2 separate regions of the Homo sapiens genome follow, and region 2 is linked to region 1. Evidence: chromatin loops called from intact Hi-C (ENCODE). Cell type or tissue: heart left ventricle. All regions are shown on one strand. Links, peaks and the distances in the headings refer to the core of each region. The heading gives the core; the rest is flanking DNA.

The links. Hi-C counts contacts between places; a loop is a spot of excess contacts. Peaks named below come from ENCODE experiments on the same cell type or tissue, not always from the same donor. Only the 100,000 strongest peaks of a DNase experiment are listed, where the experiment ranks them.
Region 2: a loop joins it to region 1, with 3.0 times the contacts of the local background. A loop is called at or near these places in 7 of 110 quality-filtered maps.

What each region holds. Positions count from the first base shown.
Region 1 is chr17:80,001,301-80,010,639 of GRCh38, reverse strand. TBC1D16 (TBC1 domain family member 16) reads left to right here. Exons shown (of 12, transcript NM_019020.4): 3 at 1-480. Among named protein-coding and RNA genes, the nearest start is that of TBC1D16, 30 kb to the left of the region's middle. RefSeq lists an enhancer at 7,761-8,621. In heart left ventricle, for the core only: CTCF peaks have their summits at 2,059 (motif pointing left) and 4,660 (motif pointing left); DNase peaks (open chromatin) are centred at 2,059, 3,474, 4,115 and 4,669.
Region 2 is chr17:80,059,296-80,068,634 of GRCh38, reverse strand. It overlaps CCDC40 (coiled-coil domain 40 molecular ruler complex subunit), which reads right to left. Exons shown (of 20, transcript NM_017950.4): 10 at 3,029-3,150. It overlaps LOC124904074 (a long non-coding RNA gene), which reads left to right. Exons shown (of 2, transcript XR_007065931.1): 2 at 9,150-9,339. Among named protein-coding and RNA genes, the nearest start is that of CCDC40, 27 kb to the right of the region's middle. RefSeq lists an enhancer at 1,919-2,743. In heart left ventricle, for the core only: no CTCF peak of the experiment used is centred there; a DNase peak (open chromatin) is centred at 4,257.

The sequences.
Region 1 (9,339 bases), core at 376-8,375:
CGAGAGCTCCCCCGTTCGCAAGGCACCCCGCCCTCGGGGCCGGCGCACCCGGAGCTCAGGAGCCTCCCACCAGCCCTCCCCGACGGAGCTGCGGCCTACCCTGACCCCCAAAGATGAGGACATCCTGGTGGTGGCCCAGAGTGTTCCAGACCGCATGCTCGCCAGCCCTGCGCCAGAGGATGAGGAGAAGCTGGCGCAGGGCTTGGGGGTGGATGGTGCCCAGCCAGCCTCGCAGCCTGCTTGCAGCCCCTCCGGGATCTTGTCGACGGTCAGTCCGCAGGATGTCACCGAGGAGGGGCGGGAGCCGCGGCCCGAGGCCGGGGAGGAGGATGGCTCTTTGGAACTGTCAGCCGAGGGCGTGAGCAGAGACAGCTCCTTTGACTCAGACTCAGACACCTTCTCCTCGCCCTTCTGCCTCTCGCCCATCAGCGCGGCGCTGGCCGAGAGCCGCGGCTCCGTGTTTCTGGAAAGTGACAGCAGGTGAGTTCCTGGTTCTGGGCGTGGGCTCTCGGGAGGCCCCCAAGGCCTGACCTGGGCAGGAAGCACTCACCTGCGTCACCTGTGATGCCAGGTGAGCGCTGGAGGCATCTGCCCGACCTGCCCGCGGCTGTGGCCGTGGCTGTGGCAGGAGCCCCTCCCTGAGGCAAGGGCTTCAGCAGGGAGTCCCCACTTTACACCCCACTGAGAGGACTGTGAAGGGTGCGTCGGGGTGTCCACATTCTTCTCTCTCCTTGAGACTCACTAGGACTAAACAGGCCCTACCAGGTCTGATGGGCCCATGACCAAGGCTAAGCCCCCGGGAGTCCTGGTCCCTTCTGTTCCCATCACCGGAGGGGCAGGAGATTTTCAGTCCCCAAGCGAGTGCCCAAGAGGCCCGGGTGGCATCATTAGGCTCACGCACAGGGCTGGCCCAAGCCCAGATGTGCTGGTCTCCAGCTCCCCGCTCTGCCCTGCAGCCCACTGGGCACGTGACCTGGCCCCCTGTGGTCCCCGGAGGCTTCAGCCTCCCTCTTTCTCATAGCTGTGGAGGATGGATGTAGTCCCGGGGCAGTGTTGACCATATTCACCCGACTTGGCAGCCGCTATGCACCCTGGGGAGTCCAGCCAGAGTATCTGGACTCCTTGCTGGCCACACTTGCAGGAGCTAGAGTTGGGCCCGTGCCCTGCGGTGGGTTCCCTGGGCCTTGGAACCCAAAGAGACCTTCCTGAGTGGGGAGGGTTGCATGGTGCCACGAGGGCCCTCATGGCCTTGGGGTGAGTGCCCGTGTGGTCGCATAAGCCCGGAGCCCCAGAGCCAGCACAGGGGGCCTGCATCCGACTTCCACAGCCCCTTCCTATGCCCCGGCTGTGGTCCTTACGCTCATTAGATTTCTGGGCAAATAATGGTGGTGACCACAGACAACAGTAAGAGCCGACATCAGTCAGCGAGCAGGTCATTAACTGTTGAGCTCGTGGTGTGAGCCGGGCGCATGCTGGACGTGGGTGGTCTGGGTCTCGCCTGGGCGCTGGACACCGTGGGCTATGGATGGTACGTGTGTGCTTTCCACAGCCCCACGCCCCGTGAGGTGGGCCCTCCTATTATCCCCTGCTATCGAAGGGGAAAGGGCGGCTCGGAGAAGGTCAGCAGCTTGCCAGGGGTCTCCCAGCCAGTGCCCGGGCCAAGCTGGGATGTGAACCCAGCTGGGTCTGCCCCAGGGCTGCAGCATAAAAGGTCACCCCAGGCCGATTAAGCCGGGGAGTGGTGGGGCATGAAGTAAGGACACAGGCTTTGCTGGCCTCAGCAGGGGTGACTGTGGGACGGGTTCTTCCCTGATTTTATCCCTCCAGTAAAGATGCAGTCCATTAGAGCCCCAGGGTGAACCGATAACATTCATCTCAGTTATTGGAGAGTGCAGATAAAAGGAAGCCGTGAGCCGTAACTGAGGACTCCAGGTGCCAGGAGGCTTGCTGAGCTGGGTGGCGTCAGGCGCCAGGGAACCCGAGGAGGTGTGGGGGAGGCGGGGCCCGAACTCTGGTCCTGGCCTGGGTCCCGCAGGCCGGACTCAGTCGGAGCTCCCCCTGGTGGTGCCAGGCCAACAGTGCAGCAGAACCTGCAGGCGTCCCCGTGTCCCTGCATCCCCAGGGCCCAGGCGAGGGGAAGGTCCCAGTTGTGTCTCAGAGAGGTGGTGGGGTTGGCCCACGGTCTTGGGGCTGAGGATTCTGTGGCAGAACCACAACCAGAAGCTGGCCGGTCAGCTCTCTGTCCCGCAGCCCCATCTCGTAGGGAGCTCAAGTTTAGGAGTTAGGGAGTTGAGTGCCGGTTGAGTCCTGGCATCACTGGTTAGTGTGAACCTGGGAAATTCTTTCTTTTCTTGGAGCCTCGGTTTCCCTGTTTGTAAGATGAGGCTGGTAATATCCACTTTCTGGGGGTATTGTGAGAATGCACCCCGGTTCGCTTTTCCCCGCCCTTCGCCTTGCTGGTTCTTCAACCTGGCTGCATGTGGGGGTTCCTGGGGGAGCCTTTAGACGCTGATGCCCAGGTCCCTCCAGGTTCTTCTAGAGCAGTGATTCTCACCCGGGGCCGAGTCTGTGCCCAGGGGGTGTATGGCAATGCCAGGAGACACTTTTTTTTTTTTTTTATCACAACTGAGGGTGGGGATGTATTGGCATCAGTGGGCAGCGGACAGGCGTGCTGTGCACTCACTCTGGAAGCCAGGCTGTCCCTCTGCCTGGGACCCACCGGGGGCCGCCCATCATTTTCAGGATGAAGCACCATCTCCTTCACTCGGGGTCCAAGGCCCATCACCATCTGGCCCTGCTGAGCGATGCTGCCTGCCTCCCCACCCCCCACTGTGCACACCTCCAAGTTCGTCGTCCTCTCTGCCTCTAGATCTTGTGGGGCTCTCTCTGCCTCATGCCTTTGGCTAGGGATCCCCTCTACCTAGGCTTCCTCCTTCCCCTCTCTCCTAACCGGCCAGCTTATATGTTTGAGACTCAGCTCCTGGGGCGAGGCACCTTCATGTCAGCTTTTGGGGGAGGCTTCTCTATTCCCCCGAACCCTGGGCTGAGGAGGGCCCTCCCCATGGCCCCCTTCTCTGCTCTGACACTCGAGTCCCCACTGAGACACCCTGTCCGCCTGTCCGTCCCCAGCTGCTGGGAGGCAGATGGTGGTGAAGGAGTAAATTTTGGGGTCCGACAGATCTGTTTCCAGTCCTGGCATCATCCTGAGTTATGTGTGATCTTGTGGCCATTACCTCCCACATCCAAAACGCAGATGCCTCACGGGTGTGAAGTGCGGCCAAGAACCCCCTTGTAGGGCAGAGTCGGCGTGAGGGTTGAGCACCAGCCTGGGGTATGGGGTCAGCGAGCCTGGCCTGGGACTCGTCCCCACCCGGAGACCGTGCTGGGGGGTGCTTACCACAGCCCGGCCCTGCTCCTGATGAAGGCTCAGAAAATGCCTCTTGGCCACATGGCCGCGGGCTCGGTGTGGCTCGCACCTCAGGCCTGTGTCAGCCCGGTCCAGGGGAGGCTCGCTGAACGTGGCGAGTTGCAGCTTTGTGCTGGGACGAGGTGGATGTGGATGGGACTCTCCCCACCCCGCCAGAAGCGTGTGCTTCAGTGCAAGGCTGGAGTGAAAACAGCCTGTCTCCAAGACAGACTGCTGAGAGCTTTCTTTTTATTTTTAAAAAGTAGATATGGAGGCCGGGCACTGTGACTCACGCCTGTAATCCCAGCACTTTGGGAGGCCAAGGTGGGTGGATTGCTTGAGCCTAGGAGTTCAAGACCAGCCTGGGGAAAATGGCAAAACCTCATCTCTATAAAAAATACATAAAAATTAGCTGGGCATAGTGGTGCATGCCTATGGTCCCAGCTACTCAGGAGGCTGAGGCAGGAGGATGGCTTAAGCCTGGGAGGTGAAGGCTGCAGTGAGCTGTGATCATGCCACTGCACTCCAGCCTGGGTGACAGAGAGATACTCTGTCTGGAAAAAAAAAAAGAAAGAAAGAAAAAGAAAAGCAGACATGGATTCTGAAAGGGGCTGGGCGAGCCCTGGAATCTGCATTTCCCTGGTCTTTCCTTGCTCCTGTGCGCTTCTGGCCCCCACCACATGGTAGACCCAGGAAGCAGAGGTGGTGCTCCTTGCCCCATCCCCATCCCCCGGGGCCTTCGTATGATGGGACTGGAGATCCTTGGCTAAGGTGGTTAATTGTCCTAGACGCTGTAGAGCAGGCGTCCCCAGCCCGGCTGCCCATGAGAATGCCCTGGGCAGCTTTAAAAATCCTGATGCCCAGGCTGCACCCAGACCAATTAAACTAGGATCGCTGGGGTGGCGCCCAGGCATGGGAATGTTTTGAACTTCCTGGGGGTTTCTGAAGTGCACGTAGCGTTGAGAACCCCTGCTGTGAAGGGGCTGAGAGAGAGAGAGAGAGAGAGAAAGAAAGAGAGAAAGAGAGCGAGAGAGCGAGAGAGAGCGAGAGCGCTCCTGGTGCTCTGGGGTGGGGAGGGGTGTCAGGGCCGAGGACCCCAGATGACTGGCCATCCCGCCAGGCAGGGGTGTTGGTGAGGACTCGGGTGCACCCATCGCCACTCTGAGCGGTGGGGCGTCTATTAATAATTAACCCGGAGTTGAGTCCCCCCGGAGGGCAGAGCAGGTAGGCTGGCTCGAGGGTCCCCTCTAGTGGTGGATCTGAAGAACTGCATGTGCAGGCTGCGTGTCTGGCTGAGATTGGCCAGGAGGGACAACTCCCCCACCCCACCCCGGGGGCCTAGGGTCCCCCAGGTATATGGTTATTTGGCAAGTAGTTCACAGAAGAGCTTAGGGGTTAGAAATGGCAGTATCCCCCGGGCTGCCCACATTCGTGTGCTACCTGTAGAGTATGGCCAGGTGGGGTCTGCATGCTGGAAGGTGAGCCCACCTACTAAACCCAGAGGTCTCCTTTGGAAGCCCCAGGCCCCAGGCCCCAGTCCAGCGACGGCCTGGAAATCCTTGACCAAGTGAGTATTCGAGGCTGACTTGGGGGATGGGGTGATACGGAGAGCTGCTGTCGCCAATGCGTCGTCCTGCCTCCCCGCCCTGAGACCCCAAGACCCTGAGCTTCCCCGAGCCGGGGGTGAGCCCTGGGCTATCTTGGTCCTGTGCCCTCCTCAGTGTCAGAAAGCAAGGCTCTCGGGTGTGCTGGGGAGGGTGACCACCAAGCGCGACTGGTCATCCTGCCCTTGGTTTCTGTGCTGGAAGCTACCGTCCAGCCTAAAAGGCCAGTTGGGCGAGGGTGTGGAATAACGGGGCGCCATGGGGCTGGTACCGTGTCCACTGACCCTGCCCCGGGGATGTGCATTGGTGACCTGGATAAAGAACTGAAACAAGCCTGGGCAACATAGCGAGACCCCGTCTCTACCAAAAAGAAAAAAAAATTAGCTGGGTGTGGTGGTGCACACCTTTAATCCAAGCTGCTACTCCGGAGGCTGAGGCAGGAGGACTGCTTGAGCCTGGGAGGTGGAGGCTGCAGTGAGCCATGATCGCACCAGTGCACTCAAGCCTGGGTGACAGAGTGAGACCTTGTCAAAAACAAAAACAACAACAACAAAAACAAGAACAACAAAAACACCAGATTCTGCTCCCTAAGTGAAAATGTCTCCTCTGGACCTCATCCTAAGAAAGAATCCAAATTACAGATAGAAAGGCCAAAGTGGCCGGCACGTGGCTTAAGCCTGTAATTCCAGCGCTTTGGGAGGCTAAGGTGGGCAGATCACTTGAGGTTGGCAGTTGGAGGCCAGCGTGGTCAACACCGTAAAACCCCATCTCAACTAAAAATACAAAAATTAGTTCAGCATGGTGGCACATGCCTGTAATCCCAGCTACTTGGGAAGCTCAGGCACGAGAATCGCTTGAACTTGGGAGGCAGAGGTTGCAGTGAGCCGAGATGGTGCCCCTGCACTCCAGCCTGGGTGACAGAGCTAGACCTTGTCTCAAAAGAAAATAAAAGTAGAAAGACAAACGCTTCTGCATGAAGATGTTCATCGTGGTATTCCTTACAGTGGGGAAAAAGGAGCAGAACATAAGAATCCAACGGCAGAGGAGGTGGACCGACTAAGGTCCCTCTAAGGTCCCTCTGTTGGATCAGGGAGTTTTCAAACCTGGGCTCACGAACCCCTGAGATCTTACCCCACTTTTTTTTATATGAGGAGGAGGCACCATCTGACTTCCCAGAAGGTCTGTGACCTGTAAAACGTTCAGAAGCTCGGTGCTGCCAGATAGGAGAAGATGTGGTATTGACAAGGACTGTCAAATGGTCCATGCAGTGTTGCAGTGTGGAAATTTAGAGTGAATCAGACGCAAAGCAGGAAACGGGTTATGATTCTGCCCGTTGCAGTTAAACTCTGTGAAGAGGCCTGAGGTGCAGATGAGGCTCTCAGGGCAGGGCTGCCCAGCAGAGCTTCTGCCAGGGCAGACAGAACCCAGGTCTGCGCCGTCCCGCACTGCGGCCACTGGCTTCATGCAGCTCTTGAACCCTTGAAATGGCGCAAGTGCAACTGAATTTTTAATTTTACATAATACGGATTAATAAAATTGTTTTTAATTTTAAAATGTTTTTAAGTTTCGTTTTTAGAGACAGAGTCTCACCGTATTGCTCAGGCCGGCATACGGTGGCGGCAGCACAATCACAGCTCACTGCAGCCTCCACCTCCCGGGCTCGAGCGATCCTCCCACCTCAGCCTCTCAAGTAGCTGGGATTGCAGACATGCACCACCATGCCCCGTTCATTTATTTTATTTTTTAGAGACAGACTCTTGCTCTGTTGCCTAGGCTGGTCTCAAACTCCTAGGCTCAAGTGACCCTCCTGCCTGGACCTCCCAAAGTGCTGGGATTACAGGCATGAGCCGCGTGCCCGGCCCTGATGAATATAAATGTGGATAGCGCCTGTGGTCAGTGGCCACGGCAGTGGATGGCAGAGGTTGAGAGGAAGGTGTGCCCACGTGTTAGCCTAGTGTGATTATGAGCACTTTTTTTTTTTTTTTACTTTTCTGTTTTCAAAAATGTTATTCTGTGATTATATTAAGCTTAGAATGAAAACCAATGTATAAAAATAGACAGAAGGGGAGAACCTGCACATTTGGGGACGCTAAGCATCTCCCACTGCGCTGCACGCTGCTAACTAGTGAAGAGGCCTCCAGGGCGAGCTGGTCACTGAGGTCCTTCCAGTGACACCAGTGCCGCCGGCCTGCCACCTTGGGTCCCGTGCCGCCAGCGGGGCCTCCCCCTGGGGAAGTGAGTGTTTCGTTCTCTCTCTCCCTGGGTCCTCTTGTCATTCCCGGCATGCGTTCCCGGGGTGGCCAGCCTAGGCAAGATGGTGTTTGGGTGTTGGGATGGGCTGGGTGGCCTGGCCTCAGAGTTTGGCCACTTGTTACTGTGGTTTCTGTCATGCAGTTCCTGCCAGGTCAGACTCAGTCCAAGCGGGTTGGCGCGGCCACAGGTGGGCAAGGGCCAGGAGCAATGTGCTGCCCACCTGGGGGTGCTGCCGGGACCCCCTGCCCTCCCACTTTCCTCTTGCCCTTTCCTGCACACACACTGGGCACTTCACCCCAAGCATAGCCGCTTCCCACCTTGCTGCCCGCAGCTGGAATGTTCTCCTCTCTCCTGCTGAATCCCCAGCCCACCTGCAGGTGGAAGAGACTTTCTTCTCCGTGACCCCTGCTGGGACCTGAGCTTTCTCTCTGGAGAGCTCCTATCAAGGCCGCGTGGTGTTCCCTACGTGCGCCACCGTTCCCGGGTGCTTCCTCACAGGGTCCTCCCAGTGCCTGGGCCAGCGCCGTCAGCAGAGCGTCCTGCAGTGCACGCGGTCCTGTGCCTGTGCCCCACTGTGTGTGGCCACCACGCCCTAGAAATGCAGCAGATGTGGCCAAGCAACTGGACTTTGGTCTTTCTTTATCTTCAATGAATGTGAAGTTTGGTGGTCACAGCGGGAGGCCTCCATGCCTGACAGCACAGGTCTGGACGGAATGTTCCTGGGAGGATGGAAGGTGGACCCTAGAAACGTAGCGACCCTCCCAGCAGGACAGGCCCGAAAAACTCTCTGTCCAAAGTAATGGGGGAAAGACGAGATGATAAGACAAGGCCCCTCTACTCCCTCAGGGTGGCCCCTGTCATGGGGGCGATGGCACAAGGGTTCACCTGGAGCTGGCCAGTGCTTGGACAGCAGACCCCATGGGGCGGCCGCTCCCCACCTCACATGGCTTCCCTGGCAGGTGCCAGCCCACCCCGCAGGGCGTGCGAGGCAGTAATAAACGGCATCTAAGTGCTTTCTGCCTTTAGGAGGAAAAGGCTCCTTGTCGACCGAGTATCAGCGGCAGCGGCTGAATTATTAACGGCGTTATCGTTCATCGTTGGTGTAATGGCCCCTGTCCTCCTACACGGCACAGAGGACAGAAATGAGGCTCTCGGGGAAGAGTCCAGTCTCTGAGAATGAGCTAGAGCCAGTGCGCTTGGTGGGCCAGGACCCAGTGCTGGGAAGCATCCTTGCAGGAGCTCCCACGGAAGGCCCTGGGGGTGTCGCCCTGGACTCACAAAGCTCTGCTCGTTCCGGATCCCTTCTGCGTTTCCTGCCGTTCCTTTTCTGCCCAACCCTCCAGGCAAGCCCGAGGAGGATTAGAAACTCCTGGAGGTGGGCGAAGAAGTGAGCGGTGGCACACGAATCAGGACACACTTTGCCCTTCCCGTCTTTGTTCCGGGGCGCAGCAGCTGCCCAGCAAATCAGAGCCTGGAGCAGGAGACGGGGACACAAAGCAGGGGATGAGGAAGGGAGCAGGAGGCGGGGGGTGGAGGGAAGGGCATGTGAGAGGGTCCAGGGCAAGAGACAGCAGGGAAGGGGGCAAGGGGTGAGTGGGGAGGGTGGGCCGTGCGTGTCTTAGGGGCCACTCCAGCAGCAGCAGGGACCAGGGGCAGGTGCAGCACAGATATCCAGGAGCTGCCGCCACCCAGGGGAGGGACAACTGGGTCCCAGAGAGACCTCGGAGGTGGGATGGCCAGGAGCTGGGAGGGCTGCATCCTCCATTCCTCCCAAATTTCAGGATCAAACCCCTGATCCCGGTCGTGGGCCAACCAGGGCGCCCGGGGATACCCCGAGAGCGCCCGCCGCCCCCTGAGGATGCTCCAGGAACCCCCGCCCACCCCTCCGGGCCCAGCGCAGCCTGGCAGCCGGGAAGCCAGCAGCTCCTGAAGGTCTGTTGTTTGGGTTTGTTTGTGCTTCTGTAACCGGGAGCTGAGATTTATTTCTTTAAAACATCCCATTGCCCGACACCCTGCAATCTGTTCTGTGTGTCGTTCAGACTAATCTCGTCTTGTTTCTGTAGCACTTGGCAGGCT
Region 2 (9,339 bases), core at 519-8,518, 58 kb before region 1:
CCACCAGGGTACCGGCCTGGTATGCACCATCCTGACCATCAGCCAGGAATGTCACCATTTTCTAAGATGCTCTACAAATCTGAACATCTCAAGGTCAATATTTGAGGTATAGTTCAGTCACTGCACTCCTAGCTTGGAAGTCCTAAGCTATGCAATAATTTATTTCTGTAATAATGGCCCTGATCTATTAAACCTGTCTCCAAGTTGCTTCTTCAAATCTATCTGGGTGCAAACAGCAAATCTCTGTAATTACAGTTTATACTTCTCACAATGTTCTACACGGCCTGCACTTTTAAAAGACTGGCCGGGCGCAGTGGCTCCCGCCTGTAATCCCAGCACTTTGGGAGGCCAAGACGGGTGGATCACCTGAGGTAGGGGTTCAAGATCAGCCTGGCCCACATGGTGAAACCCCGTCTCTACTAAAAATACAAAAATTAGCCAGGCGTGGTGGTGCACGCCTGTAATCCCAGCTACTTGGGAGGCTGAGGCAGGAGAATCGCTTGAACCCAGGAGGCGGAGGTCGCAGTGAGCAGAGATGGTGCCACTGCACTCCAGCCTGGGGGACAGAGCGAGACTCCATTGCAAGAACCACAAAAATATAATAAATAAAAGTTGGGCCTCACTCCTCCCCGGGGCCTTGGTGTGGCAAGCTGCAGGTGAAGTCAGAGGCTCTCTCACTCGTTGTGAAGTGTTTGTGCGTGTACATAGTCCACTAAAATATTCACTCAACATTCTGCGCATGCACGTTTTATAAAACAAGATTATCTATTTTCTTCATCAATCGGATTGGCACAGTCCTGAAGTGTGACAACATGCTGAGCTGTCAGGGGACTTTGAAACACCGCTGCCGGGGGCGTGACTGTCACAATCCTACTTAGCAATACCCGCTAGACCCAGACATTCCGGGCTTGATAGGCAATATAAAAAAGGCTATATAGCATCCTGGTGAGCGTTAGCATTCGCGGATCCGGTTATCTACAGCAGCACCGCCATAACAGACGGACGCGAACGCCCTCGATGCCCCGGGCAGGAAGCTTCCCCGTAGAAGTATCCCAGCGGAATGCCATGTGGTAGAAAGGCGGGAACGAGCGGTGTTTATATTTTGACTTGGGAAGCGCTCTAGGGACACGCTGTTAAATGGAAAAAGCAAAGAGGTGCAGAACAGTGAGTGTGGTGTGCTCCCACGGAGCAAGAGAGGGAAGGAAGACTCCGGGTGAACGCATATGCTTTCTTGCAATTGCACACAAGTTAGGCAGGGGATCCCAGAAAACCAGGTGCCTTTGCTTGTCTTGGGAGGGGGTTCTAGTGACTGCGGGCCGAGGAGGAGGAGACCTGATCGAATACGATTTTTACAATGTTTGCAACCAAAAGGAAGCCATGTCTCTGAGGGCAATGAGGACGGTTTGCAGAGAGGACACTGGTTAGTCTGGGATGCAGGGGAGAGCTGGACAACAGGACCATCTCGGAGGTGACGTCTTCCCTTGGGGACGCTGCAGGGTTCACAGGCCATGAGCCTCGGAGAGCCAGGCCAGGTGCTGGACCCTCAGAGAGAACCTGGCCTTGACTTTTCTTAAGGCCCGTGGCAGCTGAGCCGTGTAATTAAACAGTCAGGTATCAAGTCCTAGCATTGGGGCAGGAGGAAAAAGACACCCAAGTGGGCAGATGGCCAAGTCCTCTCGTCCTGGTGTTCAGGCAACCCTGGTGACACAGGGAGAGGAGCCCTTGCCCGGCCACAGCTGGCTCTGGTTCCTCGACCTGCATCTTTACAGGGGAAACGAAGCTTCAGCCAAACATCGCCTGTATCAAACCACAGTGTTCCCTTTGGCTTTATGTTGTTGACTCAAGGGAGTGAAGGAAATGAGTATTATTATTATTTTTATTTTTTTTGAGACAGAGTCTTGCTCTGTCTCCCAGGCTAGAGTGCAGTGGCGTGATCTCGGCTCACTACAACCTCCGCAATTCAAGCAGTTCTCTGTCTCACCCTCCCGAGTAGCGGGGATTACAGGCGCCCACACCATGCCTGGCTAATTTTTGTATTTTTAGTAGAGACGGGGTTTCACCATCTTGGCCAGGCTGGTCTTGAACTCCTGGCCTCGTGACCCACCCGTCTCAGCCTCCCAAAATGTTGGGATTACAGGTGCGAGCCACTGCGCCTGGCCAGAAATGAGTATGGTTAATCCAATATTATTCATTTGAAAATGTTTTGGTCTAAAAACTTTTAAAAACAAAATGGTTTCATTTTGTTTCTTTAATCACAGCACCCAAAAGGAAAAGCATCTCCTGGTTGTGTGACTGCTGCTGGCTGCCTGGCTGCGGGTGCTGTGGGGCCAGCCAGACCCTCATTCCTTGGTCCAGCCTTTCTTGAGCGCTTGCTGTATGCCAGGCTCTGTGCTGGGCACAAGGGGTGGAGACTACGAAAGGTGGAGGGGAAGTTAAAGCTCAGCGGGTGAGACACGTGCCACCACAGTGCCCGGCTTTTTCTTTCCGCGTCCCGAGACCTGGTCACCCTGGGTGGTTTTAGGAATGAAGGCAGCACCTGTGTCTCCAACGCCCTGCCCTGAGCCACGCATCCATCCCCAGAAGTGAGGGGATGCCCAGAGGAGGCCTCTTCCTCCCCTTCCTTTGGAGATTAAAATAGGATTTCGGTTGGAATGCAGCCCTCAGGCAGAACAATCGAGAAGGGATGGGGTTTCCGCACTCAGGTGGTGATACTGCAAATCAAAGGGACACCTTTACCTCCCAAAGATAGCTTTCTCTTTACCCTGCTCTGTTTCTACTTAATCCTGCCAGGAAATCTGAGCAGAAAAGCCTCTCCCCTCCCAGCGCCGCAGTGTTGGAAAGGATTTAAGAATCGCTGAAATCTTACCAAACAATGAGGGAGCTTTCCGGACGGAAGCCCGGACCCGGGGATCAAGGTGCACCCTCTGTCCCAGAGATCCGGTGGACCCAGAGAGAGGGGGTGTGGGGCGGGCCTGCCACGGACCCCTGGGGTTCCCGCACATCCTCGCTGCCTGTGGCCCTGCAGTACCTGAGCGCCTCCAGCACCGCCCTGTGCGCCTCGTCGCGGTGCTTCATGCCCACCAGGCTGCTGGCCCATTGCTGCATGATGCGCCTCTTCTCCACGCTGATGGCGTCGATCTCGGTGCAGGCCTGCAGCCAACAGGGGAGGGGGCAGGAATGGCTGTCTCATTTCATTTGCGAGCAAAGCCCAAGAACACCAGAGCCTCACATTCCCAAATCTTCCTCTTTTCCTTCTATCACCGGTACTTTCCTTGATCATGCATCTGCAGAGGGGTAAACACGAGCCTGAATGTAGCTTTCAAGATAACCCGTACCCGCTTTGAGCCTTTGCTCAGGGCCTGCGGTGCTCAGTGCTTGGGAATGAGGAGGAGGAGGGAAGGGAGGAGAGGGAGGAAGGGGGAGGGAGGAGGGGGAAGATGAAGGAGGGAGAGGGGAGGAGAGGGAGGAGGGGGAAGATGAAGGAGGGAGAAGGGGGAGAGGGAGGGGGAGGAGATGAAAGAGGGAGGAGGGGGAGAGGGAGGGGGAGGAGATGAAAGAGGGAGGAGGGGGAGAGGGAGGAGGGGGAGGGGGAAGACGGAGAGGAAGAGGGAGAGGAGGAGGGAGAGGAGGAGGGGATCCTGGCCAGCATCCGTGAAACACCTCTGCAGGGTTGGTGGTGTCATTGATTCGGACTGAGGTCCCACAGGACGGGCCCAGCACCGCTTCCTGTAGGGAGGCCATGATGGAAGGAGGTGTTTGTCTCAAGAATGGCCAGGGCTGGATGCTCTCGTCCAGCTGGGGGAAGCAGGGCTGCCTAGACTGGGAATGAGGAGGCACAACTGGACAGCCAGGGGTGGGCAGGTCAGGCAGGCTGAGCGGAGGCTGGAAGTCTAGGGGCATCGTGGGGGGCAGTGAGGGGCCACCTGCAGTAAGGGCTTGGCCCATGCAGGGGAGGGGCTTGAAAACTAGGGGGGTGGTTCAGGAATTTACTCCAAGGGAAAGGGGAGTTCCTTTATGCTTGGGGCACAGAGGTTAAGGCTGGTACGGCTGCCTGGGCTGAATCTCACCCGCTGTGCCTCAGTGTCCCCAGCTGTGACATGGGTACAGGAGCGGCACCTCCATGGGTACAGGAGCGACCCCGGGGCTGCCGGGTCAAGTGAGTTGATGCCTGCATGCCCAGCACGGCCTGGATCGCGGTCTTGTTTTGAGTGGTGTTTGGGATTCTTGATGAGTCATCCCCAATGCAAGCACTGTGACTTGAGCAAGCTGGCGGCCCGAGTCAGCCAACTGGGGCGTCCTGTAGAACGCCAAGTCCCAGAAGTGCCTGCACGCCGTGACACCCAGGCAAGCTTGGTAGACAGTGACTGAACCACAGTGCGCTAGAACATCACGGGGGAGCCGAGGGCAGCGCCGGGCATGAGAGAGGCCATCGCCCTGGAGACACCATGCTTGGCTGTGAGGGTTTCTGAACCATCTATTCATTACGACGTAACCTAAAATGGTGTGAATTAAGTATACCACGATGAGGGGGACTTTTTTTTCCTCTCACAGACGCTTACTTAGGATTATTGGGCAGCCTAGGAAGGGACACTGTGTACATCCCGGGACTGACTTCCCTTTTGTCTGTAGTATTTCCTTTTATTTTAGCTGACATGTTACAGCTGTATATCTCTGGGGTACAGAGTGATATTTCGACACATGTACAATGTGTACTGCTTGAATCAAGGTAATTAGCGTATCAGTCACCTCCAGCAATTGTTATTTCTTTGAGTTGGGAACATTCAAAACCCTCTCTTCTAGCTATCTGAAAATGTACAATAAATTATTGTTGACTGGGCCAGGTGCGGCGGCTCATGCCTGTAACCCCAGCACTTTGGGAGGTCAAGGCGGACGGATCACCTGAGGTCAGGGGTCCGAGACCAGCCTGGCCATGGGGGTGCAGGTGTCTATTGGATGCACGGATTCCCTTTCCTTTGGATAAATGCCCAGTCGTGGGACTGCTGGGTCACAGTTTTGTATGGGGGTAAGTTATTCACTAAGGAGGCTGCTCTGTGCCATTGGGCAGTGGGAGCTGGCCCAGGCAGCAGGTGGGGACCCAAATTCAGCCAGGATGCACCTTAAACTGAGCCTGTGCGAGGCCTCCCCATGGTGCCCCTGAGGCTGCCGGCCACAGCCTGGTTGACTGAGGTGCAGGTCAAGGCATAAGGATGGAAAGATGGCTGCCGGGCTCAGTCACCTGTGCATTTAGACCCCAGTTTTTCACAAAGGCAAGTGTTCAGCCTATGCAAATAGAATGTGCAAATAAGCAAAAAGAAAATGAAAATTCAATAACCCTAACACTTAGAGATAACCATTTCTAACTTCTTACACCTGTGATTGTGTGTGTGTGCGAAATCAAATTCTATATATTGTTTCATAATCTCCTATTAATTTTTTTTTTTGAGACACTTTTACTCTCGTCACCCAGGCTGGAGCAAAATGGCACGATCTTGGCTCACTGCAATTTCCGCCTCCTGAGTTCAAGCAATTCTCCTGTCTCAGTCTCCCGAACAGCTGCGATTATAGGCACTCGCCACCACGCCTGGCTAATTTTTGAATTTTTAGTAGAGACGGGGTTTCACCATGTTGGCCAGGCTGGTCTCGAACTCCTGACCCTCAGGTGATCTGCCGACCTCGGTCTCACAAAGTGCTGGGATTACAGGTGTGAGCCACCATGCCCCGCCATATTAAAAATTAATGTATTGTGCCAGGTGCGGTGGCTCATGCCCGTAATCCCAGCACTTTGGGAGGCTGAGGCGGGGGGATTACTTGAGGCCAGGAGTTCCCAACCAGTCTGGGCAACAAAAAGAAACACCGTCTCTACAAAAAGAATAATCATAATAAAAAAATTAGCACGGTGTGGTGGCATGTGCTTATAGTCCTACCTACTTGAGAGGCTGAGGTGGGAGGATTGCTTGGACCCAGAAGTTTGAGGCTACAGTGAGCCATGAGGGCCCCAGTGCACTCCAGCCTGGGGGACAGAGTGAGACTTAGTCTCTACCATCATTCTCAGCAAACTATTGCAAGGACAAAAACCCAAACACCGCATGTTCTCACTCATAGGTGGGAATTGAACAATGAGAACACATGGACACAGGAAGGGGAACGTCACACAACGGGGCCTGTTGTGGGGTGGGGGGAGGGGGGAGAGATAGCATTAGGAGATATACCTAATGCTAAATGACGAGTTAATGGGTGCAGCACACCAGCATGGCACATGTATACATATGTAACAAACCTGCACATCGTGCACGTGTACCCTAAAACTTAAAGTATAATTTAAAAAAAATTAAAATAAGAAATTAATATCGAGACAGGTTTCCATGTCAGTAGAGCTCTTTTTGGTGTAGTGTATTCTGATGCACAGGTGTATGAAAATGGGTTTCACTAATGTCCTCTTCTTGGGGTCTTTCTTTCTGATGACACAACACGGTGATGAGCGTCATCTCCCCCATGAGTCTCTATTCACTGTATTTATTTCTTTAGAGACGGGGGTTTCACTCTGTCACCCAGGCTGGAGTGCAGTGGTGCAATCATAGCTCACTGCAGCCCTGACTTCCTGGGCACAAGTGCTCCTCCTGCTTCAGCCTCCTGAGTAGCTGGGACTACAGGTGCACCCCACCAAGCCTGGCTTTATCATTTTTAACATACAAAAATGTTATCTGCATAGGTCTTTGCTAGGTTCCTTGGAATGGAGTCTAAGCACTAACAGGGTGCGGGGTTAGGGTTAGGGTTAGGGAGGGAGTGGCTGCATATGATCATATCGCCCTGGATGAAGATCTTGATAAAGATAAAGGCCAATCTGTATTTTCATGGCCGACAGCAGGGAGGGCTCATCTCTCCTTATCTTTGCCAACTCTGTAGGGGACTCCCTGTCCTTTGGTTACTTGTGACTTCGCTCGATGAACAGGGGCCCTGCTGTTGCCCCCGCACTGTTCTGGGTACTGGAAATGAGAAATGAAGGAAGTGCGGGCGGCCCCCTTCCCTGGGGAAGTTGCATCGAGGGGAGGGCGGGAGGTGCAAAAGGAAGCATCTACCAAGTAGCCCACCTGCCTCCAGGGTGTGGAAGCACACAGGGCGAGTCTCCTTGGCTTTCAGCCTCTCTTCACAACCCCGGATTTACTAATGGCTGCGAGTTGTCTTCTCCTGCCTGTCTCCCCGCCTTCATCTGGTTTGTGGCGTCCTTAATCTACAAAGGTTTTATTGAGGGTGTGATTGTCCTCCTAGTCTTTTGTTTTGTTTTGTTTTTTGAGATGGATTCTGGCTCTGTCGCCCAGGCTGAAATGCAATGGCATGATCTCGGCTCACTGCAACTTCTGCCTCCTGGGTTCAAGCGATTCTCCTGCCTCAGCCTCCCAAGTAGCTGGCATTACAGGCGTGTACCACCACGCCCAGCTAATTTTTGTATTTTCAGTAGAGATGGGGTTTTGCCATGCGGGCCAGGCTGGTCTCGAACTCCTGACCTCAGGTGATCCAGCGGCCTCGGCCTCCCAAAGTGCTGGGATTACAGGCGTGAGCCACCTTACCCGGCCCCTCCTAGTCTTTTCCTTTAAGGTTCCTGCTTTTGGTGTTATACTTTGAAAGGCCTCCCCAGCCCAGGATTATATAAATATTTTCATTTGTTTTCGTCTGGCACATTTTCCCCCATTTAAATACTTGATTCCATCTGGAATTTATTTTAGTGTCTGGTATGAGGAAAAGATTTAATTTTTTCCCAAATGATTAACCAAATGTCCCGACATCATTGGATGCATAATTCATTAGCTCTCTGGTAATTTATAATCTACTAGGTTTTTATATAAACTCTGGCTTGCTTTGGGGCTCTCTCATAGGCTTCAATGTCTTGCCTGTCTATCTTGTGACACATTATTTTAGCCTCTAGAACTTTACGGTTTTGTTTTATTTTAGACAGGGTCTTGCTCCGTAGCCCAGGCTGGAGTGCAGTGGTATGATCATATTTCATTGGATCTTTCATAGTTCAAGGATCTTTCATGATCCTTCCTTTTCAAAATTTTCTTGGGTATTCTTGAGCATTTAGTCTTCTAAGTGAACTTTAAAATCAATTCGTTGAGAATAAAGTGTTGTTGTTCTTTTTTTTTTTTTGACCTCCCGGGCTTAAGTGATCCTCCTGCCTCAGCCTCCTGAGTAGCTGGGACCACAGGTGCACACCACCATGGTGGGCTAATGTTTTATTTTTTTTTAATTATTATTTTTTTGTGGAGACAGGGTCTCACCATGTTGCCCAGTCTGGTCTTGAACTTCTGGGCTCAAGCCATCCTCTTGCCTCAGCCTCCCCAAGTGCTGGGATTACAGGTGTGCACCACCTTGCCTGGCCAGAGCTTTACTGTATACTTTAATATTTGGTGCGGCGATGCTAGGGTGATCTGCCATCCTGCTGTGTCCAGGACCCCCTGGGCTTAGCATGGAAAGTCCCTTGTCTTGGGGACCCCTCAGTCCTGAGCAGACTGGGATGGCTGCTTGCCCCGTTTGAATCTTCTCTTCCAAAACCATTCTTGGCTAGCCTTCCTAATTTATTTTTCAGATAAAACTCCAGAATTGTTTTGTTAACTAAGGGATTGTTTGTTCCTGAGATTCTGATTGGGACGTGCTCTACTTTAATTGCATTTGTAGCTGGAGAGACCAGTGCTGAGTAACGCCCAGCCCCGGGCCCTCCCTTTACCCTGGGAGCCCAGCGTGCTCATCCGTTCCTTCAAGTCCTCTTCCTTCTTTTTCATTGGCTGGGCACGGTGGCTCATGACTGTAATCCCAGGACTTTGGGAGGCCGAGGTGGGTGGATCACCTGAGGTCAGGAGTTTGAGACCAACCTGGCCAACATGGTGAAACCCTGTTTTTACTAAAAATACAAAAATTAGCTGGGCATGGAGGTGGGCGCCTGTAGTCCCAGCCACTCTGGAGGCTGAGGCAGGAGAATTGCTTGAATCTGGGAGGCGGAGGTTGCAGTGAGCTGAGATTGTGCCACTGCACTCCAGCCTGGGCGACAGAGCGAGACTCTGTCTCAAAAAAAAAAAAAGTTAATTGTTTCCTCCGTGTCATTCCCGCACCCGTGAATGAAGATGGTGACTCATAGTTTTTTTTTTTTTTTTTTTAAGTTGCAGTAACTTTGGTTTCTGGTGCTACCACTACAGACCTGAATCTGGGGCCAAGAGGGAGCAGCTTTCACCCCCTTCGTTCCCTCCACTCCCTACTCCACGAGGTGCAGAGATGTAGGAGCTACCCGGAAGGCCGGCTGCCCACGGGGGTGAGAATTGTTAGAAAGACTTCAGTCCTCCCCGGAAGAGG